Regions from separate parts of the Mus musculus genome. Here regions 2, 3, 4, 5, 6 and 7 are each linked to region 1. A link is a loop called in an ENCODE intact Hi-C map of the cell type or tissue named here. Cell type or tissue: left cerebral cortex. All regions are shown on one strand. Region 1 holds the start of Tbl1x (transducin (beta)-like 1 X-linked). Region 2 overlaps Tbl1x (transducin (beta)-like 1 X-linked). Region 3 has its middle 190 kb from the start of Tbl1x. Region 4 overlaps Tbl1x (transducin (beta)-like 1 X-linked). Region 5 has its middle 200 kb from the start of Tbl1x. Region 6 has its middle 45 kb from the start of Cldn34-ps. Region 7 has its middle 77 kb from the start of Tbl1x.

Region 1 (4,000 bases):
AGGGATTGTGGCAGCAGGTAGGCATGGCACTGGAGCATGAGAGCTTACATCTGATCCGCAAGCACAGGCAGAGAGTGAGCTAACTGGGAATAGTGTGGGCCTTTGAAACCTCAAAAGGATACACATACCTTAAAAGGCCACACTTCTAAACCTTCTCAAAAACATTTCCACCAATTGAGGACCTAGCATTCAAATGGCCTAAGGAGGCCATTCTCATTCAAACCACAATAATCCCGCATCAAAGAAAATTATCATCACCCCAAGGATCCTGGTAGCCCACCCACCATACTAGAAGACAATCAGCTTCCATTCACAGTGTCCCTCAAAGGCCTTGCTTTGGTGTGACTCCCAGGGCCTAGAAAAATAGCAAAACCCAACAGCAAAACCGAGGTAAACTTGAAATGAGTATCTGCCCAATACCATTAAAAGGAGTAAAATATCTTCCTTTTTCTTTTAGTAGTGCTGCCTAAGTGGAATTCTCTGACCCAAGTAAGGACATATCCTGGGGTAAATGAGAGCCTTACACCCCAAATCACCCATGCCTGTCCTACAGGTGTGTGTGTGATTAAAGGCTTGAAAAGCTTTAGGGGGCCATTTTAATAAGTGGATCAAGTGAACTTCGACTTTCATCGTTGTACTAATTACACTGGTGGGTGGTGCCATGAAAATAATCTGCAGCACACTTGGACACGAAATCCCTTTAAAAATAAAAGTGCCATCTACACTCAACACTATTTCATACCTTGATATGTGTCTTTAGAAATGACCAATGGTAAATTTCATAGGCTCACCAAGACCTATTTGCTACCCTAAACCAAGACTGGGGGGGGGGGGGAGTAGGACAAAGCACTCACTCCTCCTCCTGTATTCTTGTGTCCTCTTTTAAGTTAAACCAGGGACTAGCTCAGAGAAAAACACTAGTCAGGTCAAGGCACACACACCAAAGCAGAACAGAAACAAACACTTGCACTAGCAGTATGGCTTAGGTTTTGGTTAGGGGGAGGGGAGCTGTTTTAGGTTTTGCCCCACAACACTTGGTCAGAAAGAAACAAGCCGACCCTAACTGCGGAATTTACAGTGCGGAGGCCTCTGAGAACGCCAGACGCTGGGGGAAAAAAAAAAAGAAAAAGAAAAAAAGAGAGAGAGAGGGAAAAAAAAAAGCCCCAAGCTCCTGATTGCTCACTGGTCACGCACGTGAAGCCCAGGCCCCATCCAGCACCAGCGGGCCTGTAGTCTCCTCCTAAAGTTGTCACAAAACCCGAAGATCACCGACGTTCAAAGGCGCACCCCTCCTACATAAACTCCTGCTCCCAGCACCCTTCTCTACGTAAGGGAAATTCCTAAGACGAGGATGTGGGTGAGTGCAGATCTGGAGAACCCCTCCCCAGCCCCAAAGCAACAGGTTTACACCCTCCCCAGGCCGTACTGGGCGGTCCCTCTCCCTCACCTAGCCAGAGGAGCCGCCCTCCGTCGTTGTCACCCCCCCACACACACCCTGGTCCCCGAGACCAGGCCTGGGAGTAGGTATGGGGAGGGGGCTCCCGGACTTCCCTGACAGTTTGCGCCTCGGAAACTGATCACAAACGGGCCAGCCACTATCCCCCGCGCGCCGCCGCGCGTCCACCGTGTTCCGGGAGCGCCGGCCCGCGCCTCGAGGATGAATGAGGCTCCCCTCCCCCACAAGGGGATCCCGCGCGGCCCCCAAGTCCCAGGGCGACGCGGGTCAGCCCAGCCAACCCCCTCTGGAGCCTCAGACAAAGAGATGCTGGGACGAACTGCAGAGCGTCCCTAAACTTGCCTTTCCCTCTCCCCAAAACAAAGGCGCACCCAGGCCTTTCCCGCCCCCCGCGCGCGCGGCCACTTCGGGGAGCGGCCGCCCCAGAGGTATTGTTCGGCGTGCAGGGAGCGCGCCCAACCTGGGGTTGGGGGGGCACACGGGAACTTGCCCCTCCTGAAGCTTCAGGGCCCGCGATTGGGGTCACCACCGCGCCCCTCGGCCCGAGAAGTTTGAGCCCCTGCCCGGCGTGTACTCACCTCGCCGCGAGCCGTGCAACTTGTGGCCGCGCACTCAGCGTACTGGCGGGTCCACCGTCACCAACCCCGGGCCGCGCGGAGGCCGACGAGGGCCAAGCGCCCCGGAGCAGCCGCGCGCTACCCCTGGCCCGCCACCTAGTCCACGAGAAGAGCTAGCGCTGGAAAGTTTCGGTGGCGAATGGCGGCCGGAGGGCGCTGCAGCGGCGGCGGGGCGGGGGCGCTGGCGGCTTGTCGCTCCCGAGCGTCGAGACTGGGGGGGGCTGGGCTGGGAGCGGCGGCGGCGGGAGAGGGCGGGACGGCGGGAGGGACCGACACGGCCAGTGACCTCCGCTGGGAGCGGACGCGAGCAAGCCTACCCAGGCTGGGAGACGTGCCAAGAGGGTCGACAGCGCGCCGCCCTCCCCAGACACCTGGAAGAGGCTCTCTACAGCCCTGCCCTCCCCCACCGCGTGCCCGCCGGCCCCTCCCCGAGCTCCTTGGGGGGGCAGCGTCCCCACGCGGCAGCCCCTCCCCCCAGTAAGGGCTAGGACGCCAGGCCCGCCCTTCCCCGGACCAAGTCCAGACCCAGCCCCCCGGGGGCAGGGAAAAGACTTACATCTCGGCACAGTTCTTCACCCTAAAGCCTCCCCACCCCCACCTCTCCCCGCCCCAAGCCCAAGGTGGAGGAGGGAAGCCTGAGCATTGCCCTCTGGGCCCCAACCAGGCCCCTACCAGGCTCAGAGAGGAATGAGGGGGGAACAGGGCCCCTACACGGATACTCAATCCCACACCCCTCACGCCAAGGTGGCTCGGGAGGAGGGGGGATGGGAACAAGGGCCACCCTGAAGATTTAAAGAGGGAATGGTAACCCAAGCCACTGAAAGTGTTACCCTCCCCCACCTCAAAAGATGAAGCCGCCCAGCTAGCCTAGAAGGTTCTCGTGTAACACCATCTCCAAGCGCATCTTCTTCAAAATTAACGACATAAAGCATCCCCCTCCCCAGTTGCCTTTACGCCCACCGCAAAAATTGAGGACTCGGGCGCAGCCATGACCTTTGCAAAACACCTCTCGGCCAATAGTCAGAAATGCATAGGGGAGACGCTTTAACACAAGACTAAGGCACAAATAAGCTGGGACTATGGAGGACTATGTTAGGGTACTGGGGCCCTCAAATCTGTAAATCCCCACCCCCAGGCCTGAAACCGCAGGCGCTGGCAAAGTGTTTTCTGTTGCCAAGGCTGGTAAGGCCCAGCCCTGGCGCTTCCTCTCTTCCACATCGGTGACGATTTCCCCCCATACTCCCGCCTTTAATTCAATTAAATAAATATTCGGCCCTCCTCCTCAGCACCTTTGGTGTCTGCCTTGCTGAGTATTTTTAAAATCAATTTGCCCCTCCCTTAGGCTTCTAATGAGCTCGGTGCTAAGCGCCCAGTAACACTCCGCAATTTAAACCCTAACCTCACTTGCTCCTTCCTTGAACACTAGGCATTTGTTGCTCTGGTAGTTGGGGGTGGAGGGGAGAACCTGGGGCGAGTTTTTAAGGGGCCGGTTCTCCATCAAAAAGGCGGACCTCAAATTTACCTTGCAAAATATTTCTACGAAACGTCAAATATGTCAAACGACTGTTGGTACACAGTTATTAGAGCGCATCAATAAAAAATCCACACTTACACAGTCTCCATAATTGTGAATCAGCAGTACACAGGCTTATTAGCTATCAGCTGCCATTCAAGCACCCCCACCCCCAAAGGACTTGGTAGGGCTCCCTTGAGCCTGCCCTTCTTAGCTCTTGGGCTCCTGAGCTTGTGCAGACTGATGCTGAGGTATTATGAAGGGTGCAATCGAAAACCTGAGCCTGCTCGTGATGCAACCCTGGCCCAGTTTACACGTGCTTCCCTTCCCCCACTGCATGCTGGTGGTAGCGCTGCGTTTTTTCCGCCTGTAGGGTCACATTGTGGTTGATTGATTCTCCTTTCGCCTTGCTCA
Region 2 (4,000 bases), 68 kb before region 1:
TTTCATCATCCACCTTCCCCTTAAAACATTCAAGGGGCACCTAATGTTATCCATATGCTGGGAGTGATAAAGATATATGGAAAAATGCATGTTCCTTCTCTGCTCCTGGCTCATCAAAATTATCAGTTAGCTAAAGTCGTGGCACATACCTGTCACCTCATCACTAGTTTGAGGACAGCCTGGAATGCAGAGTAAGACTGTGTGACAAAATAAACCAACTAATAAATAACACTGGAAATAAAAACAAAGTATTTTGAGCTGGGTGGTAGTGGCACATGCCTTTAATCCCAGCACTCAGGAGACAGAGGCAGGTGGATCTCTGAGTTTACAGCCTGGTCTACAAAGTGAGTTCCGGGACAGCCAGAGCTACACAGAGAAACCCTGTCTCCCTCTCAAAAAAAAAAAAAAAAAAAAAAAAAAAAAAAAAAAAAAAGAAATTATTACTTCAAACTTTTCCTTTTTACATCAAAATAAAAATGGTTTTTGCACTAATTCCTTGTAACTTTTTCTTTGCTTTTAGGGTGTAGGCGAATGCATACATGTCTCTCTCTCTCTCTCTGTTTCTCTTTCTGTCTGTGTGTGCGCTCATGCACACTTGCGCATGCACCTCTTACCCAGCTTATGAAGTTAAACATGGGCACAACCACACCCAACTTTTACATGGGTGCTGGGGATCTGAGTGCTGGTCTTCATGAACATTTCTAGCTCTAATACCTCACTTTCATTTTCTGCTTTTTCTGTAAACCTCATGAAGCCTATTTAAGGCCCAGACTTCAATGGAGTTTAGAGAAAGATCACCCTTTAACAGGTAAAGAGATAGAAAATAACTTGGGTGTGTTAAACCTGACATACAAGAATTTATTTCTAAGTTATTTTTTTATTTGTGTTTATATGTATGTGCATGTATATGGCACAGAGGCCAGAAAAAGAGTCCCTAGAGTCAGAGTTACAGGTAGTAGTGAACCAACTGACTTGGTGCTGGGAACAGAGCTCAGGTCCTCTGCAAGAGAAATGAGCACTCTGAACCACTGAGCCATTTCTCTAGCCACCAAGACTTTTTAATTGCAGTAAAATGCAAGGATTTGGGTACTTTGTTAATCATTAGAAATCTTTCTTGTATAAACCACTTTTGAAGAACTATATCTCTCACATTCAGACCTGAATGACCTCCAAAGCTTTGCCTAGGGTCTGGCAGAAACTGTGTGATCCAGTATTCATCACACTAAATTTAGAAATACATTGTGTCCCCGAGGCACTTCCACAGGAAGCGAGATTAAAATAGGATGCATGCCGCTAACACATCAGAATTCAAAAGCTACTGCCAGCTACCAACCTCCAAGAAACCACAACAGTCTCAGTAAGCGAAACCCTTATCTTTCCCCACCCAGGAAAGGAGGGGGGAAATGATCTCACAATCACATACAAAATAACAAAAATGAAATAACAAGATGGGCCAGAGAAAGTAGATGGTAACAACAAAGAGAAATAGAGCTGAAGCCACCATGAAGGTACTACTAACCCAAAGTTTGCCAATGAACACAGCATTCTATTGGGAGGATGGGTACCACAGATCTAATGCTTATTCAATAATAAAAACAAACCATCAGAAAACCCAGCTTCTAGACTTCTTATGCGTGTATAAAATTTCTTCTGCGGGTCCCAGAAAGAAAGCATTCTCAAGGAGGGGGAAACAACAGGGACAGTTCTTTAGTAATTCTTAATCCTGGCTAAATGGCAACACTAAAAAATAACTAACAAATAAAATCTGGGTGGCTATGGTACAGTTCCCTGCAGCCTGGCTTACTCCCAGGATACATGCAGAACCACTCACAAGCCCAAATGAGCTACATGCTGGTCACAAGAGGTTGCAGAAAAAACTTGCTGAATCTTGCAATCACATTTTGGTGCCAGTAAGTATATACAGAGTGCAGTGGATAAGCCTCACACTCGGGGAAACACCTTCAGGATCATGGTGTCTCCTCTACCAGGAAGTAAGTATCCATAATATTGGTTTAAACAGTTGTTTAATAACCTATCATATGGCGATCAGGGTCATTCACCCCTGCCCTCAAGCCTTCAACTTATTATAAATAATAATGCATGAAGGCTAGAACATTTTTTAAATTTTTTTATTCATCTATACTTTAAATGTGTTTATTGCAATGCTAGAAATTAAACCCTGGAACCCTGCATGTGCTAGGCAAGTGCTCTACCACTGAAGTACATCCCCAGCTTAAGACCCTTTCTTTGTCTTTCTTTTGAAGCAGACTCTATGTATATGTAAATGGTCTGGGACTCTTTAAGCAGCTTGAGAGATCTTGACTTCCTTATCCCCTGCCTTCAACTGAGTTCCAACATTAAAAGGCATACACTACCATATCTCTATGTAGTGCTGGGGAACAAACCCAGTGTTTCCTGCATGCTTAGGGAAGTATTCCACCAACTAAGTTAAACATCCACTGCTAATTTGTTTCACTTCATTTCCATTCATTTGAGATGGGTTCTCCTTATGTAGCCCTAATTGAGCCAGAACTTGAAATGTAGATCAGTATTGTCCTAGCAATCCCCATATCTCTACCTCTAAATGCTGAAATTATAGGCATCAGCCACCATGCCTGGCCTACAAGAATAACATTTTTTTTTGGTATCAAAACATTGTGTGGATTACCTATACAGTAAAACCCAAAGCTTGGCTTTCATAATCTAATGCTTCAGAAAAGCATACCTAAAGAGCAAGACCATACTACACAATGAAACTGTATTCTATGGCGATGTTTAAATAATATTTCCATTTATTACACAAAGATCTGACTATTTACAAAATAGTCACATTCATGAGTCTATATACATAAGACTGTTAACAATATCTGGTGGGTTCATTAAAATTTGTCCAGATTCCTTAAGAAATAATTTTGAAACATCTAGCATTAAAACATTGTCATGAATTTGGGTTGGGAATTTCAGAAGGAAAAACCCTAACATTTCAGTCTAGAAACACAATCATTACAATATGAGAATCAGAGGCCTCAAACTTGAATTGCAGTATGTTCTGGTTATACAAGAGCCAACTGCCTGAATAGGCTCTTCCCTGTGTCTGCTCTTCCTCTTATCTGTGTGAACAGAGTGACTAATTGAATCCCGTTCTCTCAGACAAAAACCCAGTGACTTAGGTTCCTTTGACAAAAGGAATACAGCAAAGGCAATGTTTTCTTGACAGCAAATGTCTTCTCTACTGCTTTCCTGGCTAAAAATAAAGCAAGCTTCCATCTCTGTCTTTCTGTCTCTTTAATTTGTTTGGTTTTAGGTTTTATTTAGCACATATGAGTGTTTTGCCTGTATGCATGTGTATGTACACCACATGCATGCCTAGTACACACGGGGGTTAGCACAGGGTGTCAGATGCCTTGGAACTGCGGTTATGGATGGTGTGAACCTGAGTCCTCTGGAAGAACAAGAAATGTTCTTGACCACTGAGCTATCTCAAGTCCCAGTAGGATATGTTTGGACTCCCCCTATTATCTCAAGTCCTGCACATAAGGAGTAGTCATTTGGTATATATGGAGTCTACTTAAATTTTAGCAAGTAAGTTTAGTGTAGAAACACATGGACTCAGTATTCTGCAAGTTGGAAGGGTAGTAACTCTGAGAAGTAAACACCACCTTTTTTTTTAACACTCTTGAGAGCTTAGCCTCTGAGGCACAAATAAGTCAGCTTATTAGAGAAACAATATTTTATCATACCAGACACTGATCAAAATATTACAGTTGTAAGAAACTATAAAAATATCACAAAGCCTTGCCATTTCAGAAGTTGACATTAATGACAGAAGAATCATTATTAAGTGATTCTATTTCAAAACTGTCTATATTTGGATAATGGATCACATTGTCACCATATGTTTACTTGGTCAATAACCAAGATGGTGAAGGTTTTTGCTGAACCAACTAGGAAAAGTCAAGTCCTGAGCATATGTCTCTACACAGACACTAGGACTTCTTAA
Region 3 (4,000 bases), 190 kb after region 1:
TTTTCTCTGCACATGAATGTTCTTGCATGTGGCTTTTTTTTTTTTAAGATTTAAAATTTGATCTATGTCTACCTCAGGGAAAAGAATGATTTTGGGCAAAATCTGGATCCATATTTCTCAGGAATATTGCCTGAGAAGTCAATTACAATGATATTAGGCCGGGTATGTCCCTGACTTAAGTGGTGGCCAAAGGATTAGCTAGCTGGCTGTAGAAAAGATTCTGCACACATGTAAACACATCAGTCAGCTGGTTCACAGTCTGGTTTTATCTACTTGTGTGCTGATTTACCTCATCAATCAATGTCACATTGTGGAACACATCTTAGATTTATAACACATGTGTAATTGTGTCTGGCACAGCTAGGAAACCATCAGGGGGCTGTTATCATGAATTAAACTCCAGACTTGCTTTGAGTTTTATTCATTTTCTCATAGAAATCCTGTTGCCTCACCTTTTCCCTCCCTCCTGCGTGCCTACAGTCCAGCCATCCTGCCCAGCAGCTTACATACAGTTGGGTCATCCTCATGTTCTTGGCTGCGAGGTTTCTTCATATTGCCCTTATTTTTCATGTTTTGAAGTTTTTGCAGAATGTTCTCCAGTGGTTTTCTTGATGTATCTCCAATGATCAGTGTATTGAAGGGTTTTGAACAGAGGTGAGGTGATTTTTGTCAGGGCCCAAACTTATGGGCATATTATAGCCCCATGGTGTTATCTAATGATGCTGACCTTGATCACCTGATTAGGTAACACTGCACTGGGAACTCACTTTCTATTTTCTCTTTCTATATTCTATTCTCTGGCCTTGAGTCACTAAGTTCTTTGTGATAATTTTTAGGGGGACAGTCTATGTCCATGAGTATGTAGGTGTGTGTGTGTATGTGTGTGTGTGTGTGTGTGTGTGTGTGTGTATCTATCAAGAGAGATAAACAAAAAGGATTGTGTTAATATATTTGGAGGTACAAGAGGCTTTGAGTTACGTGGGAATGAGAAGGATGACATGTAGCATTGAGAAGGTCTCATAGTGGCAGAAAGGATGAAATCAGTATAAGAAGACTACTTTTTCACTGCTTCTCCATTTTATTTTTTAAGAAACAAGATGTTTTTGTATAGTCTAGGTTGCCTCTTTAGGATGCAGTCCAGGCTGGGTTTGAAATCATTATTATGCCTTAGCTTTCTGAGGGTTGGAATGACAGGTATCTGATATCACACCCAAATTCAGGCTGTGTTTCAACACTTTTTCATTTGAGGATGTAGTTCCTGATGTTGACAATAGTGCTTACGATGTCACCCACCATTCTGGCTATCTACATGGCATTCCACAGTGCCCTGCAGACAGTGGATTATCTATGCCCTTTTTTGTGTTTGTTATGGGTCAGAAAGCAGAAGTACACGGCTTCATTAATTGTTCAAGGACTTCAAACTGTTTCAAAGAAAACAATGGCTCTGATCAAATGTAGCAGAGGTTGCTCAGTATATGCCAAGGACTGTTTTACAATGACATCCTTAGCCCAAAATGGTTGTCATTAGTTTAATGCCAATAGCATATTCTTTGGAATAGGACACCTCATGCCTCCCATATTTCACTCCCTCCAGGTGCTCATAGTTCTTCAGACTCTGCTGTGATTATGAGAATAAAAAGATTCTATCTCAGCCTGACCTTCTAGCCCCAAAAGGAGATAAAAGCAAACCCTCCTCCTCTGTAGACAGGGCTAATTGCATCTTTGTACCGTGGAAATGAATGATATTTTAAGAAGTAAGATCTCACTCTCTTAGGAGCTGAACAAGTACCCTCTTAGCTTCTGCAGAAGTTTCCACAGCAACGCAAGTTGGAGTACTTCCCCCACTTCCCAGCCTCCCCTAAAATCTGCTCCAACAAATTGTCTTAGAAAAAGAGCTGGCAAATGGTGTCTTTCACTGGCTGAGAATGTCATTATCTTTGATCTGTGTAAAAGCAGCTCCCAAATGAGATGCAAACTGAGTTGCTTTTAAGAAATCAAGTCGTGGGAAGAATAAAAGCTATCAAACTCGAGTTCTCATCCAGCCAAATGGGATTCAGAACTAAAAATAAAAGCCTCTTTTCTTTTGTGGGGAAGAAATGAAACCCAGCCCCGACTGACCCTAGAGGCTACAGTACCCAAGCCAAGCATCACTGAACCTTGCGCTTCCGACCATCTTTGGCTCTATTGTGAAACAAAACAAAACAAAACAAAACAAAAAACTTCTCTCGTTGCTGCAACAAAATACCTGACAAAAAGCTACTTAAGAAAGAAGAATTTATTTTGCCCCAAGGCTCCAGGGTGTCTGCACGGTGGGAAGTCATAATGGCATGGATTTGAGGTGGCTGGTCACATTGCTGCTGGTCACTAGCTCACATTCTCTTTTTCATGAAGTCCATAGCCTCAAACCATAGATTAGTACTACCCACATTTAGAGAGCATTTTTCCACCTCAGTTAACCTAACCTAGATAATTATTTACAGATATGCCCAAATGTTTGTTTCCATAGTGACCCTAGATCTTGTCAAGTTGGCAATCAAGCATTGGCTTTTAGGAGGTAAGTTTTGAATGTCAATGAGCTGAGAGCTGAGTTTTGAATCTGTTGTTACCTACCATAACTCACACAGATGAAAGTGTAGTCTATGTGGTAAAGAACTGACAAGATCTTGAGACCTTATTTTTATCCTTTTGGAATATTTATTTGCTAGTTTTAATTCTGTATCTGCGTATACATATATGCATGTGACTATAGGTGTTCCTGGTGGTCAGTCATTGGATCCATTCAAGCTACGGTTAGAGACATTCATGAGCCATCTGGCATTGGTGCTAGTAACAGAACTCTGGTCCTCTGGAAGAACAGTGATTGCTTTCAACCGCTGAGCCATTTCTTCAACCCTGAAGATTTAATATTTTGCTCTCCCAGACCTTGATTTCACTGATAAACAGCATGAGCCAAGTGGAGCTGGTAAGCCCAGTGACTAGAGAAGTTCAGGGCTCTCCTGACTCCCATAGATTGTTTTAAACTGCCAGAATTATGGGTATTTCTGTAGACAGCATTGCTGCATTTACTTGGTCTGAAATTCTTCATTGGGTACCTAAAGCTTACTTGTATATATATATATCTGAGGTGGAGACCAGAAATACAAAGGGTCATGACCTGTCCCTTAGATGCATTCTATCTTGCTTCCACACAGCAGGGAAGGGATTAAAGTAATGGTGATTGTCTTAGGGTTTACTATGCTGTGAATAAAACACCATTACTAAAAGCAACTTGGTGAGGAAAGGGTTTATCTCATTTTATACTTCCAGGTAACAGACCATTGCTGAGGAAAATCAAGACAGGAAATCAAGCAGGGTAGGAAGCTGGAGGCAGAAATTGAAGAAGAAGCCATGGAAGAGTGCTGCTTACTGGATTGCTCCTGGATTACTAAACCTGCTTCTTTCTTATACAGTCTAGGACCACCTTCCCAGGATTTGTGCTCGGTTTGAATGTGTGACCCCAGGCCCTCCCACATCAAGCATTAATCAAGGAAATGCCTGATGGACTTGTTTATACCCCACTCACATGGAAGCATTTTCTCAATTGAGAGTCTCTCTTTTTTTTTTTTTTTTTCTTTCCATTTTTTATTAGGTATTTAGCTCATTTACATTTCCAATGCTATACCAAAAGTCCCCCATACCCACCCACCCCCACTCCCCTACCCGCCCACTCCCCCTTTTTGGCCCTGGCGTTCCCCTGTTCTGGGGCATATAAAGTTTGTGTGTCCAATGGGCCTCTCTTTCCAGTGATGGCCGACTAGGCCATCTTTTGATACATATGCAGCTAGAGTCAAGAGCTCCGGGGTACTGGTTAGTTCATAATGTTGATCCACCTATAGGGTTGCAGATCCCTTTAGCTCCTTGGGTACTTTCTCTAGCTCCTCCATTGGGAGCCCTGTGATCCATCCATTAGCTGACTGTGGGCATCCACTTCTGTGTTTGCTAGGCCCCGGCATAGTCTCAC
Region 4 (4,000 bases), 58 kb before region 1:
GCTTCTTCAGAGGAGGAAAGGTACATCTCTACACCTTAGAGTTGGCTGAGCAGCTGCTGTTACAGGTACACAGAAGTTTGCACCATGAATAATTCCCCACCTCTAAAACTTTATTTATGGAGAAAAACCTCCATGTAAAAACACTTGGAAGTGACAATATGTCTAACAATGGTGCTGAGCCAACAAAACTCTACCCTTTGTGCTTACAGGGGACACTGTGCCTGAAAGGCAACCCCTCTATCTTTAGCTATCTCTACTTCCATAAGCAAGGGAAACCTTGCCATGTAGGCTACAGAATGAGAGCAGAGGAACATCTTGTTGGAGTTGCAAACTTCAGCCTAGTGGTAAAATCACATGAGGTAAAACATTCTGGGGACAGGAAGAGAAGACTAGTATAGGGCGCTATAGATCTGCAACAGCATCCTAGGCTTCCAGCTAGCAGAGACCAGAAGTACCCCTCCCACACCAACACTATTAGGCTCATACCAAGCAAGTAGGCACACACGTGCACCCACCCACATACCCACACACACACCAGCATCCTAACTTGTCAAAACTTTGCAGTATAAAAACAATCCAAACTTGTTTTGTTTTTTAAGACAGACTCTTGTAATGTAGTCCTAACTGGCCTAGAACTTGCTATGCAGCCCAGTGTGGCATCAAATTTGAAATAATCTTTCTGCCTTGGCTCCTGAATGCTGGGATTACAAAAGTGAGCCACCACACCCAGCCAGCCTGAGTTACTCCATCCTCAACACTATCTCAATCTATCTTTCTAGATTCTTTTCAATCACACCATACTTCCCTTCTTTGGGGAATCTAAAAGACATTGCCTGGGAAAATGCCATAGTGGATAAAGAACCCCCTATGCAAACACAGCGGTAAGGTCCTCAGTTCAGATCCCCCAAATCCACGTAAAACACCAGATTCGTAACATGAGATTTTTAACCCAAGCAACATTTGAAGGCAGAGAGACTCTTACCTGAAGCTCAACCACTAGTTAGCCTAGCTCAATCAATGTGTTTCTAGTTCTCATCTCTCATTCTAGGATGAGAGAAATCTCATCCTCAAAAGTAAGGTATGTAGGATGGAGATGGCTTGGCAGTTAATAGCCTGTACTCTCTCCTGGAAGACCCAAGCTGGGTTCCCAGCACCAGCTCACAACCATCTCTAACTCCAGCTCTAGGGGACGACACCAAGTACCTTCTTTTGGCTCCATAGACATATAAACATACACAGTATACATTCACAGGCATGTGATAAGTCTTTTTGGAAACCCAATTTTAAAAAATAAAATAAAGGTAGAGATCACTAGAAGACAACCAATATCAATAGAGGAAAGACACCCAACATCTGGTCTCTACACCCACATGCAAACATGCACGCACATACACCAACTAGTACAAATACCTCCCCAACACACAACATATATACACACCAAAAAAGTAAAAACAGCATACTCTCCTATTGAATTGAGTGACCTACATTCTATGAAAATGACCTAAATGTAAAATCTGTGCAACTTATTTTTCCATTAAAAAAAAAAGTTTCTATGTTATGAAGAAGATTCAGAAAATTCCGACAGAAACAGAGATTGGCTCTCTCTCTCTCTCTCTCTCTCTCTCTCTCTCTCTCTCTCTCTCTCTCTCATTAGCTTTGCTCAGAAGCCCGAGGCCAGGGGGAACTCGGGAGACCATCCTGCACGTCAAAGCGCATCATCTTTCCCATGGCTGGCCGAGATTTCTGCAGGTTACATAAATATTACTTTTGAATGGTTGTTTATTTTCTTTCCACTTGTGGACGGAGAATTAAATGGATGGCTGGAAACAGTCTACATCAAAGCTCTTTTATCCCTTTAACCATGCCTTCAATGAACACTTTCATCCAACTCCAATCACCATGCCCTACCCCCACATACAAAGCAGAGCCTAACTGCAGAATATTGTGCAGGCTATTTCTAGGATCCCAGGCTTGTAACTCCCTTTAACACAACCAAACTCACAAGTGAAGGGGCTCTTAGAAATGAAACCAATTCCCCAGGGTGGGCTCGGAGTGAGTAAGCTGTCATACAAGTGTGTCTTTGGCTCTGAATCCTCAGAACAGTTTGATCTATGGCCACCATCCCCTGACACCCTCCCCAGTCTTCCCTCTGAGGCTAAAGACTGACTTTCATGAAAGCAGTCCCTCATGTCATAAAACAAGGTTCATGTTTTTGGGTGCTTGCAGGCCTATGTGAGGGTCTACAGCTAACATCAGATGCCCTTCCTCAGCTGCTCTCCACCTTAGGTTTTGAAAGAGTCTCAAACTGAACCTAATAGGCTAAACTGGCCAGCTAGCAATTTCTAGAGATTATGTCTCTGTCCCCACAGCCTAGCTCTGGTGTTAGAGCAAGTGCTGCCATACCCAGGTTTTCACATAAGGGCTGAAGATTTGAACTCAGTTCCTCACATTTGTAAGAACAAGCATTTTGCCAACTGAGCTACCCATCACACACTTTACCACTTTTAATTCCACCCTCCCCCCACCATCAACTACTTAAAAGTTCAGAGCTTGAAAGCGTCTAAAACTAAACAGTATGCAAAGTTGGGCCCAGCAGGTGTAGACCAGAGATCCCTGTAAATCAGCACGACAATAGCCCTAATTCTAGGAACCTAAATACACAGGATGGGGCCTGGGCAACAAAGGAAAAAGAAAACCACTGAAGCAAGAGGGAAAAGGGGGGGTAGGAGAACCCATATCAGCTACATCTGACAATGAGAATCAGCAGGAAGCCAAACAGGTAAACAATACCCACCTCCAGGGCCCCCTTACTGAAAGAGCCAAGATCCAAACACCACCAACAAAGAGCAAACTTAACCGCTCCCAGCTTCTAATTGCCATGGTAATTAAGACTTATTCTAGGCCAGGGCCTGGGAATTTACTCTGGGAACCAATAGCTTTGCATCCCCAGAAAGAAAGATACACTTAAAAAGGTTATAGAGGAACTTGACCAAAAAACAAACAAACAAAAAACAAAAAAACCCAAGACTCACCTTGAAGACTCCCAACTAGTCAAATTGTGCATCTAATACAAGTATGACAATGATGGATTATAATACATTTTTAAAGAATGTATGACTGCATTGGTTGCTTCTATTGTTCTAACAAGATACCAGACAAAAGCCATTTAAAGATGAAAGGGTTTATTTTGGCTCACAGTTTGAACAGTCTATCAGGACAGAAAAAGCACAACCTTTGAAGGAAGCTGGACAAATTGTAGAGACAGTCAGGAGCAAAGAAGTAAATCAGCTCAGTTTTTTCATTCAGTCTAGAACCAGCCCATAGGGTGGTGTCACCCACAGCTACGATAGGTCTTCCCAAAGGAGTGAACATTATCTAGGCATATCTTAGAGGTCTGAAGAGTCTTGATCCTATCAAGTTAATAATCAAATCAAAATCACACAGCAACTCTTCTCTAAAAAAGCACAGCTGAATGCTCTTTTAGACTAGGGGATTGGAGAGATGGCTCTGTAGTTAAGTTACCTGTTTCTCCTGCAGAGGACCAGGATTGAATTCCCAGCATCAACATGGTGGCTCATAACTGTCTTTACATACTTCCAGGGAATCCAACGTCCTTTTCTGGCCTCCATGGCATGCATGTAGTACACATACATTCAGGCAAACACTCATACACACAAAATAAAAATAGATCTAAAAGAAAATAATATTGTATTCTAATATAAGCAAAATGGATAGGAGAATTAGAAACATCATTTTTTGTTGCTGTTGTTGTATTTAACTAATAGCATGTGGCTCAAGAAATTGCCCAAACAAAATGTTTTCCACATTGTAGACCCACCCAATAATTCTACTTTGCTTGTGTTTATCATGAACCCAGCTACTGTCAACATCCATGTGAATAGGACTGGTAGAATCCTGATAACAAAGAGCCACAGTTCCCCAAATGTGCCCTTCTCAACATGTGTAATACAATGATGATCCTCTGTAAGAGCAGCACATG
Region 5 (4,000 bases), 200 kb after region 1:
AGACAGATTCTCTCCTCTGAGTTTCAGTGCTCAGAGCACTCTCTGCTGGCAAGCTCTCTTACAGGGAAGGTGCGCAGATATCTTGTTTTTGGACCTCCTCCTGGTCGAAGAAGAAGGCCCAAAACAGGGCCTCTCTCAGAAGCTGTGTTGCTTTGGCAGTTCCCAGAAGCTGTCAGCTTCTGTGGTGCAGACTCTCACCTGTGCAGACTAAAATCCTAAGTTCCAGGGAGTCCTGGAACCAAGATGGTGACCGCTGCTCCTGAGGCCGAGGCCGTCTCCCGAGCCAGGCGGACACCTATCCTCTGGTCCGGATGGTGGCCGGTTATCAGCGGCCCGCCCAGGCTGCTGCCTCAGCGGCTCTGTGCTTCCGCCCGTCCCAGAAGCTGTCCGGTTCTCTGGTGCACCCTCTAACCTGTTCAGACTAATTTCCTAGGTCCCGCGGAGTCCGGGAACCCAGATGGCGACCGCTGCTGCTGAGGCTGAGGTCGCCTCCCAAGCCAGGCGGACACCTGTCCTCTGGTCCGGATGGTGGCCGGTTGTCTGCGGCCCGCCCAGGCTGCTGCCTCAGCGGCTCTGTGCTTCTGCCCGTCCCAGAAGCTGTCCGGTTCTCTGGCGCACCCTCTAACCTGTTCAGACTAATTTCCTAAGTTCTGCTGAGTCCCGGAACCAAGATGGCGACCGCTGCTGCTGAGGCTGAGGTCGCCTCCCAAGCCAGGCGGACACCTGTCCTCTGGTCCGGATGGTGGCCGGTTATCTGCGGCCCGCCCAGGCTGCTGCCTCAGCGGCTCTGTGCTTCCGCCCGTCCCAGAAGCTGTCCGGTTCTCTGGTGCACCCTCTAACCTGTTCAGACTAATTTCCTAGGTCCCGCGGAGTCCCGGAACCCAGATGGCGACCGCTGCTGCTGAGGCTGAGGTCACCTCCCAAGCCAGGCGGACACCTGTCCTCTGGTCCGGATGGTGGCCGGTTGTCTGCGGCCCGCCCAGGCTGCTGCCTCAGCGGCTCTGTGCTTCTGCCCGTCCCAGAAGCTGTCCGGTTCTCTGGCGCACCCTCTAACCTGTTCAGACTAATTTCCTAAGTTCTGAGAGTCTCTCTTTAAAAATGACTCTAGCTTGTGTGATGTTGACATAAAACTAGCCAGGTCTCTGGCCATGCATTTCCAACAGCCTCTGAAGGGCCCACACAAGAATTTATGACAAGACATCCCTCCAACACATCTTAGTTTCTTCTCCAGTTGCTATGATAAAATACTCTGACAAAAACAACTTAAGGAAGAAGTTAACCCCCCTTAACATGTAGGTTCCAAGATATCATGGTGGGAAAGTCAAGATAGAAGGAGCTTGAAACAACTGGTGACATCACACCTACAATCAGACAATCAGGAAACAGAGAGTGATGCATGCTAGTGCTCAGCTTGCTTTCTCTCTTGTACTGTCCTGGAAGTCTTACTATAGTTCTGCTCACAATTGAGATGGTCTTTCATGTCAACTAACACAAGCAAGATATGCCTCCACAGACATTGCCAGAGACCCATGTCCTGGGTGATTCTAGATCTTATCAAGTTGACAGCTGAGGTTAACCATCAGAGTAATGAAATTAATTTTTACCTTCCAGTAATTTTATGATTTTCTGGCTTAAGTATAGGGGATACTATTACGAGGAAAAGGTTGTCTCTTGAAGGATAAGAGGAAATTGTGTCCTGGTTGTGGTAGACTCAAGCTAATTTGCATGCCTGGTTTGACCTTTACTGCCATCTGCTGGAGCGTCTGAGAGGATCTTTGTGTATCCTTTAGAGTTATTCTTCCCTGTAGTCTTTGGCCCTCTGCCATTCCCTTATGTCCCACTTACCTTAACTACAGCCTCCTCACCAAGCTCCAAGTCTCATGTTAGCCTCTTAACATTTTTTTGAGATTAGAATTATAACATTTCTCCATCCCCTTTCTTCCCTCCAAACCCTCCCGCATACCCCTCCTTTCTCTTTTAAATTTGTGACATCCTTCCTCATTAATTGTTGATATAATTAATGCAAGATCAGAAGTACATGATGATTTTTGGCTAGCATGCTTTACATGAGACCTTGTCTAAACAACAGTACATTCAATGCATACTTAATATTTTTAGTTATGGTATGTGGTCTCATGTTAAGGATGGGTTTTGACTAAATGTTGCTTTATTAACTGCCATGTAAATAATTTATAGTTTTAACAAGTACATCTAGAGAAGTTTAAAAGAACACTTAATCTACTAAATGACTATCTTAGCAAAACTTGAAAATGACGCCTCCTTCATTAGCTTTGATACTGTTCCAGTTTAAGAAATTGCAGACAAAGCCTAAGAGCTCTATGATGAGTGTGGGCGTCTGGACTTGGTGATGTGGTTCCAACTGCAGTCAACTTCACTTTGGAGAAATAGGTTGAGTAGGTCATAATTGTATGTACATTTTTGCTAATTTGTGCAGAAAAGAAAATGGGCAATGGTTACGAGTCTTTGAATTTCTCACTCATACTGTGTGTACGCAGGCTCCTTGTGGCTTTGAAAGATGAAGTTATTTAAGCCTATGAATGACACTGAGGTAGTTGGGAATATAATATTTCTCCCTGACTGTAGCACATTTATAAGTGTTGGAGTATTGCTTGGGTTGTAAGAGGAAAAGGGTTGGGTGCTCCTAGCATCTTAGAGACAGCTCTGCTCTTGTGAGAAATGATGATCCTTACTTCATAAGAGTACTGGAGAATCAAAGTACTAGAAGTGACATGGATTTGCATTTGTTTCTGCAGAAGTCTGGTTTCAGCCTGGACAAAAGCAAAGCAAAGCAAGCAAGCAACCAAACAAACAAAGCAAGAACAAAAAAAAAAAAAAAAAAAAAAACAAAAAACAAAAAACAAAAAACAAACAAACAAAAAAAAAAACAAAAAGAAGTCTGTCACACTCATTTGGCACAAAACAGTAGTTTTGATATTTCTAATGGCATCCCCTGGTTCCCTTTTGTTTCTTATTGGCTGAGTTCTTTAGGAAAGTGCTATCTTCATTGTGTCTGTAACTTCAATCCTAGGATGAACTGAGAGTGTCTAGACAAGCAGGTGCCAGCTGCCACCCAGTGAAGACAAGGGCCTAGTAGTGCTTCCTGCTTTTCTAATTCTTTTATGATCTCCAAGTGTACCTTATATTGGGTCCTGACTTTTAATGCTTCTGTGTATATAAATAAAAAGTTGTGAGAGTGGGTATAGAACACAAACCTAGACAGGAGACCACTAAAGGGGGTATGAGGTGTTGAAAAAGGAGGGGAGAACAGCAGGTCACATGAAACATAAAAGTAGAGAGGAAGATACCGAGGGTGGAAGACTGAAGGGAAGGGAAAGAAGCTGGGAAGAGAACCTACAAAAACAAATTTTGATTGAAAAATGCCACAATGACACTTAATTCTTTCTCAACGAATTGGGACAAAAATGGACGATAGTGATTTATTTATTAGTTCCCAAATGCCAGTGCTCTTCAGGCTGACAAACCCTCAAACTTTCCATAGAAAGATCAAAGGTAGGTTAATTAAGACAGAATGCAATGCCTTTAATTAACTTATTTAAAAATTTTAGATTTTTATTTTCACTTGTATGTGTCCTGTGAGTGTAGGCCTTGTGCACAGGTACTCTTAGAAACGATATGTTTCTCTGAATCCAGAGTTACAGATGGTTATGAATTGCTTGATGTGGGAGCTGGTAATCAAACTCAGGTCCTCTGGAAGCAGCCAGTGCTCTTAACTGCTAAGCCATCTCTCTCACCCCTAATATTATTTTTGGAAGATAATTACTGTGTCTTTCTTCCTGTATGGGTGTGTGTATGTATGTGTGCATATGTGTTTGTCGCTACAAGTGTGCATGTATGCACTTGTGCACTTAAGCATGGAAAGTAGAGGTTAGTGCCAAGTATTTTCTTAATTATACTCTGCTCTTTTTGTGGGAGGAAGAATAGAATTCTTTTACTGAACCTGGAACTTGATGGTTAGGTT
Region 6 (4,000 bases), 210 kb before region 1:
AGCACCTGTAGATGGGCAAGCAGTCATATGTCACTTAGTTTCATGAGGGGTGGGGGTGTGTGGAGGGAGAGAGAGAGACAGAGAGAGAGCACACACTAGTGCACAGGTCATTTAAACCATGTTACTAAATAATTCTCTAGGCAAAACAAAAACAAACAAAAACTAAAACAACAACAACAAAAACAGGATTACCCTTTACCCATTTAGAGCCACAGAATGTCAGATTTATGCAGCTAATTAGGATTACTTGCAACCTGGTACCACAGAAATGGCCTTATTTACACAGAAAGAATTGCTTGCTGGGAAATGGTACTGCAAAATTGCTTACCCTAACCTACAGAGGACTCTTCCTTGTATGGATAACGATGGGTACACATATTTTTCTACCCACCCAAGTCAATTTCCAGTGTTAGTGAATGGCAGTGGCATATGTGAATATTTCTAAAGCCCCTCCCTTTTTTCTACAAACAGTACTTGCTTCAAAAAGTAAAAAAGAAAAACAGATGAACAAAAAAGAATGTCATAAGCTCTTTGTTAGTGAGAATGGGTAGTATGGATATTTACTGGGATGTATCCAAGGAGTAATTTGCCCTAATATTACAAATCCATTAGTGTGGCTTGCAAGTAAAGCAGATTTTGCAGGCTTTACATTTTTAATTTATCTTTATTTTATGTGCATTAGTGTTTTGCTTCTATGTATGTCTGTGTGAAGGTGCCAGAATCCCTGGGGCTGGAGTTACAGGCAGTCATGAGTTGCATTTGAGTGTTGAACCTGGGTCCTCTGGGACATTAGCCAATGCTCTTAAGCCATCTCTCCAGCCCGGCTTTACATGTTTGTTTTGACTGATATTTTATTTACTTCTGTTCTTGTGTGTGCTACACAGGTCACTACATTCAGCTTCTTTCAATTTATTATGAATAATTTTTGGCTTGATGAAGTTTGCTCTTACACTCTGTACCCAGAAAGGACACATCATCTCCTGGAACAGGAAGAGTTTCTGTTTTGAGTTTAGCCTGGAGCTGTTTATGTAAACCAGGCTGCTCTCCCACTCCTACAGAACTGCCTGGCCTTACCCTCCCACTCTAGTTCTGGGACTTGGCTTCTTGGTGTCCCATAACCACAAACACTTAAGTTCCTATTAGCTTATTATAAAATATGTCATTCATTCATTAGATTCAGGATGATGACTGAATTCTACGGTGATGTCTGACATGGCTTGCAGAGTGAGAGCTCTTAGCTGAGTTTTTGCAGGGCCAAAAACATCTCATGGGACTAGGTAGAAAACGCCGACTGACCTGAGTTGTCCAATGATATTTGGTTTCATAGCCAAATCATGGATCTGAAAAACGTTGGTCAGGCTAAGGGCTATGCATGCATCTTTGGAAAGTATGCCTTTCCTTCCTGACTAGGGTGTGGATTCTGTTTGAGAAAGGTAATGTGCTGTCTCTACACTTATCTTACTCTGGCTTTGGAGCTGAGGCCAACTCTGGCAGAAGACACTGCTAGAGTGCACAACTTCTTACTTCCACAAGATGGCACCCCATGCCTGGTATGCGTATTCTCATTTCCTTCAGATAAGTACATGAAGATGTTTTGCCAGAAGAGATCCCAGAAATGGCCTGCCACCCCACCCCCTTTGCCACCCCACCCCCTTTGAGTGGGGCCACCACTCCCAGTTACGTGGAGACTATCTCTATACACACCATAGAGCTTTGCTCAGCATAAGGAAGGTGATACTCCAGTGTGATAGTTATTATATACTGAGGGGATCTCATTGTGAACAAGGAAAGTGGTCATCTCTACTTATTTGCTTGCTTAGGAAAGAGAACACAATGGATTGATTCTAGTAAGATGTTTGCGTTTTTATAATATTATTTAAGTAGGAGAGTTGTAACATTCTAGTGCCAAGAGCTACTTTAGTTTTTTGCCCACTGATTTTATTGCGGGAAAATGCACATCCCATGTAATTGTTCGTTTAGCCATAGTTACTGTACAATTCAATGATACTATGAATACTTAAGCTTTGGTGACCATCGCACATCTATGCTGTGCTCCTCCTAGCTGCAGATTTCCCCTTATGGCTATCCTCATTGTCTCTCCTCATAGAGCCTTCAGATTGCTATTTGGAAGGGCAAACAACCAAGCCAGCCTGTTCCTCAGGACAGCACATTGCTCATGACTTCTAAGCAGCCACTTCTTTTTTTAAAAAATATTTTTATTAGGTATTTTCCTCAATTACATTTCAAATGCTATCCCAAAAGTCCCCCATACCCTCCCCACCCCACTTCCCTACCCACCCACTCCCACTTTTTGGCCCTGGCGTTCCCCTGTACTGGGGCATATAAAGTTTGCATGTCCAATGGGCCTCTCTTTCCAGTGATGGCCAACTAGGCCATCTTTTGATACATATGCAGCTAGAGTCAAGAGCTCCGGGGTACTGGTTAGTTCATAATGTTGTTCCACCTATAGGGTTGCAGAACCCTTTAGCTCCTTGGATACCTTCTCTAGCTCCTCCATTGGGGGCCCTGTGATCCATTCAATAGCTGACTGTGATCATCCACTTCTGTGTTTGCTAGGCCCCAGCATAGTCTCACAAGAGACAGCTATATCAGGGTCCTTTCAGCAAAATCTTGCTAGTGTATGCAATGGTGTCAGCGTTTGAAGGCTGATTATGGGATGGATCCCTGGATATGGCAGTCTCTAGATGGTCCATCCTTTTGTCTCAGCTCCAACTTTGTCTCTGTAACTCCTTCCATGGGTGTTTTGTTCCCATTTCTTTTTTTTCCATTTTTTATTAGGTATTTAGCTCATTTACATTTCCAATGCTATACCAAAAGTCCCCCATACCCACCCACCCCCACTCCCCTACCCACCCACTCCCCCCTTTTGGCCCTGGCATTCCCCTGTACTGGGGCATACAAAGTTTGCGTGTTCAATGGGCCTCTCTTTCCAGTGATGGCCGACTAGGCCATCTTTTGATACATATGCAGCTAGAGTCAAAGAAGGGGCAAAGTGTCCACACTTTGGTCTTCGTTCTTCTTCAGTTTCATGTGTTTTGCAAATTGTATCTTATATCTTGGGTATTCTGGGTTTCTGGGCTAATATCCACTTATCAGTGAGTACATATCAGTTGAGTTCTTTTGTGATTGTGTTACCTCACTCAGGATGATGCCCTCCAGGTCCAACCATTTGCCTAGGAATTTCATAAATTCATTCTTTTTAATAGCTGAGTAGTACTCCATTGTGTAAATATACCACATTTTTTTGTATCCATTCCTCTGTTGAGGGGCATCTGGGTTCTTTCCAGCTTCTGGCTATTATAAATAAGGCTAAGCAGCCACTTCTTCGTCCAAATAAGAACCTTTGTTAAATCTTTTAACCTTGCTTGAAACAACTGCTGTTGATGACTTAGATCACACATAATGCAGTGATGTCCTGCTCAAATCCATGCACACAGTACAAAAAATGCTATGAGACAGTGCATGAAAATACAGTATAAACATGGTTTAATATTTGCATGTTTGCATGGTATTCAGCAATGTTCATATTAATTTAGATAATCTTTTTGACAATTTATGCTTAGTGTCTAACATTTTTACCTTTAAGAATAAATTTTGGGCCTGGGCCAGGAGGTGGTGCCACACGCCTTTGATCCCAGCACTTGGGAGGTAGAGGCAGGCGGATTTCTGAGTTCCAGAGACAGCCAGGGCTACATAGAGAAACCCTATCATGGAATAAATAAATAAATAAATAAATAAATAAATAAATAAAATTAGGAGGAGGAGGCGGCTCGGGGCAATCAAGAAGCAAGCCAGAGCAGGGTGTGAGTCAAGGAGCCCCACCTTCAGTGAGAGCCCAGGCCAAGGGCTCAACACAACTCCCCCGGGCCTGCCTCAGCTTCAGGGGCTGCGGGCAGTGCTAGGTGGTCATGGGGAGGCCAGAAAAAGCGGGCGCCCTCACGTGAGGTTTGAGGGGAACTCACTGGCTGCCCCCTTGGCT
Region 7 (4,000 bases), 77 kb after region 1:
TCATGACAAACACTGAGGCTTTATGGGACGTTTATGAAGTGTTCCTCTCAAAGGTATGGCCAGAGAGCTTTTCCCAAGGTCTTCTAATGGATGGGGATTTGTGGATGTTAGGAGCTATTTCCTGCCAGCCTGGTCAGTCATCTTCAACTCTTGGAAATGTGGTCAGTATTGTATTTTCTACCTTTAAGTCTAATTCTGGCTGATGGCTGTGCTTAAAGTACTTGTCAAGTAAGCAAGAACGATGGGAGTTCAGGTCCCTGAAACCCACACAAAAATGAACACTGTATCCAACATCCATAATCCCAGTGCTCACAGCTCACAGAATGGAAGAGAGAGAGAGAGAGAGAGAGAGAGAACGAACCCTGGAAAACCCACTTTGTCCTTTGACCTTTATACATATGCCATGGCATAAGTGCACCCATGTGCTCCCCACTCCCAGGATATGTATACAGATATACATAGAATGGAACAGAAAATCCGGAATATCCAAGCAGGCAAGGTTAACATACTTATCCCTGACCTATATTTGTTTGTCACACTGAGAACTGTAGAGGAAAAGGCTACTTACATAATTACACAATTACACACTCTTCCACTTTTGAGTGCCGAGCAAGTGCAGTGTCACTGAGCTGTAACCTTTTATTGTCTTGAATCAAGGTTTCATACATCTCAGACTCAGAACCTTTTTTCTTTGTAATAATGATTTTTCTTTTAAAGTCATTTCTTCCCCGTTTACTAAAATAGATTCTTTTCTCCTACAATATATCCTGATTACAGTTTCTCCTCTCTCTGTTCTTCCCAGTTCTTCCCTACCTCCCCTCCCATCAGATCCACTCCCTTTCTGTCTATCTGTAGAAAAGAACTGGCTTTTAGGCGATAACGACAAAACATAACAATACAAACTGTGAAATTGACGACGACCTGAAAAAGTTCTGGTCCTCTTGCCTCCACCTCTCCAGCACTGTGATTACAGGTGTGTGCCACCATGCTCAGTTGGAACGCAGTGCTGCCAACACCCGGGTTTCATGCCTGCTAGTCAAGCGCACTACCCAGAGATACATCCCCAGCCCATGTTTTAAAACAGACACAGTGAGCCGGGTATGGTGGTGCACGCCTTTAATCCCAGCACTCGGGAGGCAGAGGCAGGCAGATTTCTGAGTTCGAGGCCAGCCTGGGCTATAGCCAAAACTACCCAAAAAAGCCAGGGGGTAGGGGGCGCAGGGGACAGCAGTGTGTACCCTACAGCGGCCATGAAAGTCATATCAGTTATGTAAAGAAGTGTGCTTGGCATATGTTAGCAAGACCTTAAGTGTCTGTGCTTGTGTAAACGACGCTCATTGCTATGTAAGAGAAATAAAGATGACCAAGGCTGGCCCCGGTGTCCCCAAATAAGTTCCCATCCCAGAGCACCCACCAGATCAAGAGCTATATTTGTGCCCCAGTTGGCTTCTGTCCTTCTCAGATCCGGGCTTCTAAAACTTGTCCAGCCATGGACTTTGGGAGCCACATCCTGGTCCTCTGCAGGCTAGGATTGGGGCCCTCACCGTCCTCCTTGACAAAGTGAGTTCCAGGACAGCCAAGGCTATACAGATAAATGAAACCCTGTCTCGAAAAACCAAAAAAACCAAAAGCCAAACAACAACAACAACAACAACAAAAACCCAAAAGAAAAAACAAACAAGACACAGCAATTCTTTGCAATCAGGAGTGGTTAATACATTCTGGCATAAAAAAATTCCACTGCCCTCAGTTAAAGTCTGAGTTTGAAAAATATCTAGTGACCTAGAAAAATATTTTTACAGCTATGTAACCTAATCACAGTGTTCAACTGCTTGCACAGAGCACGCTTAGTTTTATTACCCACCTCCCCTCCCCCTCAACTCTCATTTTTGGAGGGGAAAATGTTTTTGCACAGGGAAAGACCTTTAGATAGAATAACACATTTGAGCATTCAAGCGCTTCCCGCTAAGCACACCACTGCTCCCCAGTTTCCCTATTTTATAGGGTCTCTGGGTTTCCCAGAAGGTCCCCAACCCCTGTGGAGGATGTGAACCCGGCCGCCTTTGAGGAGTCCAGCGATTACAACCTAGGCCCAGCTGGGGGCGGGGCGCGGAGACTGCGCAGCTCTTTGAAGCTCCTCGGTAGTTCCTTCCCAGTTAGCGCAGGCGCAGGCTCTGACCTCTTAACAAAGAACAGGTTCGGCAGCCGCCCCTCCCCCGCCGGGGAGGCGGAGGGACCACGTGACCTTTGGAAGCATGCGCTCGCCAGCCCTCTGGGAGCCTGGCTGGTAACCGGGCTGGAAAGTGGGCGGGGGAGGGGGGGGGGAGAAAGAATTGAGCAGGGTGGGGAGGAAGGGGCAGGGCTGCAGCTGGAATGCACACGGCTCAGGGAGGAAAAGGGGAGGGGGAGGAGGTGGAGGAGGAGGGGGGAAGAAAAAGGGTGGAAAGCGCGAAGGAGGGGGCTGGGAAGGAGGGAGGACCTAGGAAATGGAGGAGGAGGGGCAGGTTTGGAAAGTGAAAAGGTGGGGGATGGAAAGTAGAGCTGGAAGGAGGGGAGTTGGGAAATGAAATGGAGGGGAATGGGAAGTGGAGGAAGGAAGGGGAGGTAGGTGAGCAGGAAGGGGGTGGGCGGTGGCAGAGGAGGGCCGGGTCAGTAGGAGGGAGGGGGATGGGAGGGGGATGGGAGAAGGGGTGGGGCACTTCTCTGCGGAGACTCATTAAGATGCAATTGACATTTTTTTTAAAACAGACTGTATAAATTTACAGTTTCCTTTTGAACCCAAGCAGACAATGTTCAAACTCGTCAGATTTCTGTTTCGGAATGCAAATGAAAACACGCCCAGTTTCTGGAAAGCTTAATTGAGGACTTAAGAAAACAGATTTAAAACACAGCCATAGTAGGGCAGATCCTAGCCTTCTACCAAAGTGATCTTGAGTTTTCTTTTCTTCTCTCTCTCTCTCTCTCTCTCTCTCTCTCTTTTCTTACTTAAAAAGAGACCATTGTTTAATAATAAAATGGCCTAGGTCTTCCTTGAATGTAACAGGAACTACTGCTTAAAAAAAAAAACTTCAAAAAAATGACAATTCACATTTTTGTGTATATGTGTTGGGGACAGGAATGGGTGGATGAGGCAGTGGTATCTTGGGATTCTCTCCATGTGGCTCACCGTGTCCCCCTACCCCCACATAAAGAAGCACTTCCAGTTCTCCCCCACTCGCCCCAGTTACAAGGCAAATCAGAATAAAAAAAGGAAGGAGAAAAGAAAGACCCCTCCCCTAAAAAATAGAATGCCAGTTAAACCAAAAAGCAATCCCCTCCTATGAAAAACTGAACACCTCTCCAAATTGGGGCACAGCCACTTGCTCCCTCCATGCAAGCTTTGTGGGTTATGTTATGCTTTTTGTCCCTTCTAAAGAGATATGCAAGACCTTTAAATGCCATTCTGTGCACACAACTTTAAAATAGCCAGGTGCAAACTGGCAAAGGTGTAGTTCACCATCTGTTACCAGTGCACACAGCCAGACTGGCCAGCATCTCCATGTGCAGTGACTTTGTTGCTCTGCTAATGATAGAGTGACTCCTCAGAGGTAAAACCGGAATCCTAGGAGATTACAGATGGCCTTGCTATATCTTATCGGTCAGCTCAGAAAGGCAAGTTTGTAGAGACATCTCATCTCCCAAGGTCTTGCCTTGAGCAAACAATTTCAGGAAGGAGAGATTGCAGAAAAGAAATGTGGGCTACTGCTGCTACAATTACCTCATTCCCAAGTCCCTTACTCCAACACTTTATATAGATCAGCTTTATCCCCCCTGTGAGACCCCTCAATTTCCCACAGGAGAGAGGCTGCTACTCCCTCGCTGTGGGTGTTAATAAATACAGTGCTGTCTGTCAAAGGTTAGACTCTGCGTTCTTTCTGACTTTTGTCTCAGAAAGCTAACAACTAAGACTGCTGAAGCCAGGCCCACAAACTGGCTTGTCTAAGCAGTCGTCATGGGTTTT

What was found. Hi-C counts contacts between places; a loop is a spot of excess contacts. Peaks named below come from ENCODE experiments on the same cell type or tissue, not always from the same donor. Only the 100,000 strongest peaks of a DNase experiment are listed, where the experiment ranks them.
Region 2: a loop joins it to region 1, with 2.9 times the contacts of the local background. A loop is called at or near these places in 6 of 42 quality-filtered maps.
Region 3: a loop joins it to region 1, with 2.7 times the contacts of the local background. A loop is called at or near these places in 12 of 42 quality-filtered maps.
Region 4: a loop joins it to region 1, with 6 times the contacts of the local background. A loop is called at or near these places in 5 of 42 quality-filtered maps.
Region 5: a loop joins it to region 1, with 3 times the contacts of the local background. A loop is called at or near these places in 12 of 42 quality-filtered maps.
Region 6: it touches region 1 in a loop (2.6-fold over the local background); 9 of 42 quality-filtered maps call a loop at or near these places.
Region 7: it touches region 1 in a loop (18-fold over the local background); 32 of 42 quality-filtered maps call a loop at or near these places.

What each region holds. Positions count from the first base shown.
Region 1 is chrX:77,509,304-77,513,303 of GRCm38, reverse strand. Tbl1x (transducin (beta)-like 1 X-linked) reads right to left here and starts at 2,077. Exons shown (of 16, transcript NM_020601.2): 1 at 2,035-2,077. In left cerebral cortex, CTCF peaks have their summits at 2,194 and 2,396; DNase peaks (open chromatin) are centred at 2,418, 2,920, 3,314, 3,952 and 2 more places; H3K4me3 peaks cover 3,122 bases; H3K27ac peaks cover 2,868 bases.
Region 2 is chrX:77,577,486-77,581,485 of GRCm38, reverse strand. The region is part of intron 1 of Tbl1x (transducin (beta)-like 1 X-linked); the gene reads right to left. Among named protein-coding and RNA genes, the nearest start is that of Gm52447, 63 kb to the left of the region's middle. In left cerebral cortex, no CTCF peak of the experiment used is centred here; DNase peaks (open chromatin) are centred at 1,276, 1,806 and 3,130; H3K27ac peaks cover 692 bases.
Region 3 is chrX:77,321,719-77,325,718 of GRCm38, reverse strand. No RefSeq gene overlaps it. Among named protein-coding and RNA genes, the nearest start is that of Tbl1x, 190 kb to the left of the region's middle. In left cerebral cortex, no CTCF peak of the experiment used is centred here; a DNase peak (open chromatin) is centred at 1,893.
Region 4 is chrX:77,566,854-77,570,853 of GRCm38, reverse strand. All of the region lies in intron 1 of Tbl1x (transducin (beta)-like 1 X-linked), which reads right to left. Among named protein-coding and RNA genes, the nearest start is that of Tbl1x, 58 kb to the right of the region's middle. In left cerebral cortex, no CTCF peak of the experiment used is centred here; a DNase peak (open chromatin) is centred at 1,997.
Region 5 is chrX:77,312,345-77,316,344 of GRCm38, reverse strand. No RefSeq gene overlaps it. Among named protein-coding and RNA genes, the nearest start is that of Tbl1x, 200 kb to the left of the region's middle. In left cerebral cortex, a CTCF peak has its summit at 1,748 (motif pointing left); a DNase peak (open chromatin) is centred at 1,775.
Region 6 is chrX:77,718,090-77,722,089 of GRCm38, reverse strand. It overlaps the pseudogene Gm14746. Among named protein-coding and RNA genes, the nearest start is that of Cldn34-ps, 45 kb to the right of the region's middle. In left cerebral cortex, a CTCF peak has its summit at 1,525 (motif pointing right); a DNase peak (open chromatin) is centred at 1,541.
Region 7 is chrX:77,431,852-77,435,851 of GRCm38, reverse strand. No RefSeq gene overlaps it. Among named protein-coding and RNA genes, the nearest start is that of Tbl1x, 77 kb to the left of the region's middle. In left cerebral cortex, a CTCF peak has its summit at 2,087 (motif pointing right); DNase peaks (open chromatin) are centred at 2,197 and 2,791; H3K4me3 peaks cover 741 bases; H3K27ac peaks cover 1,909 bases.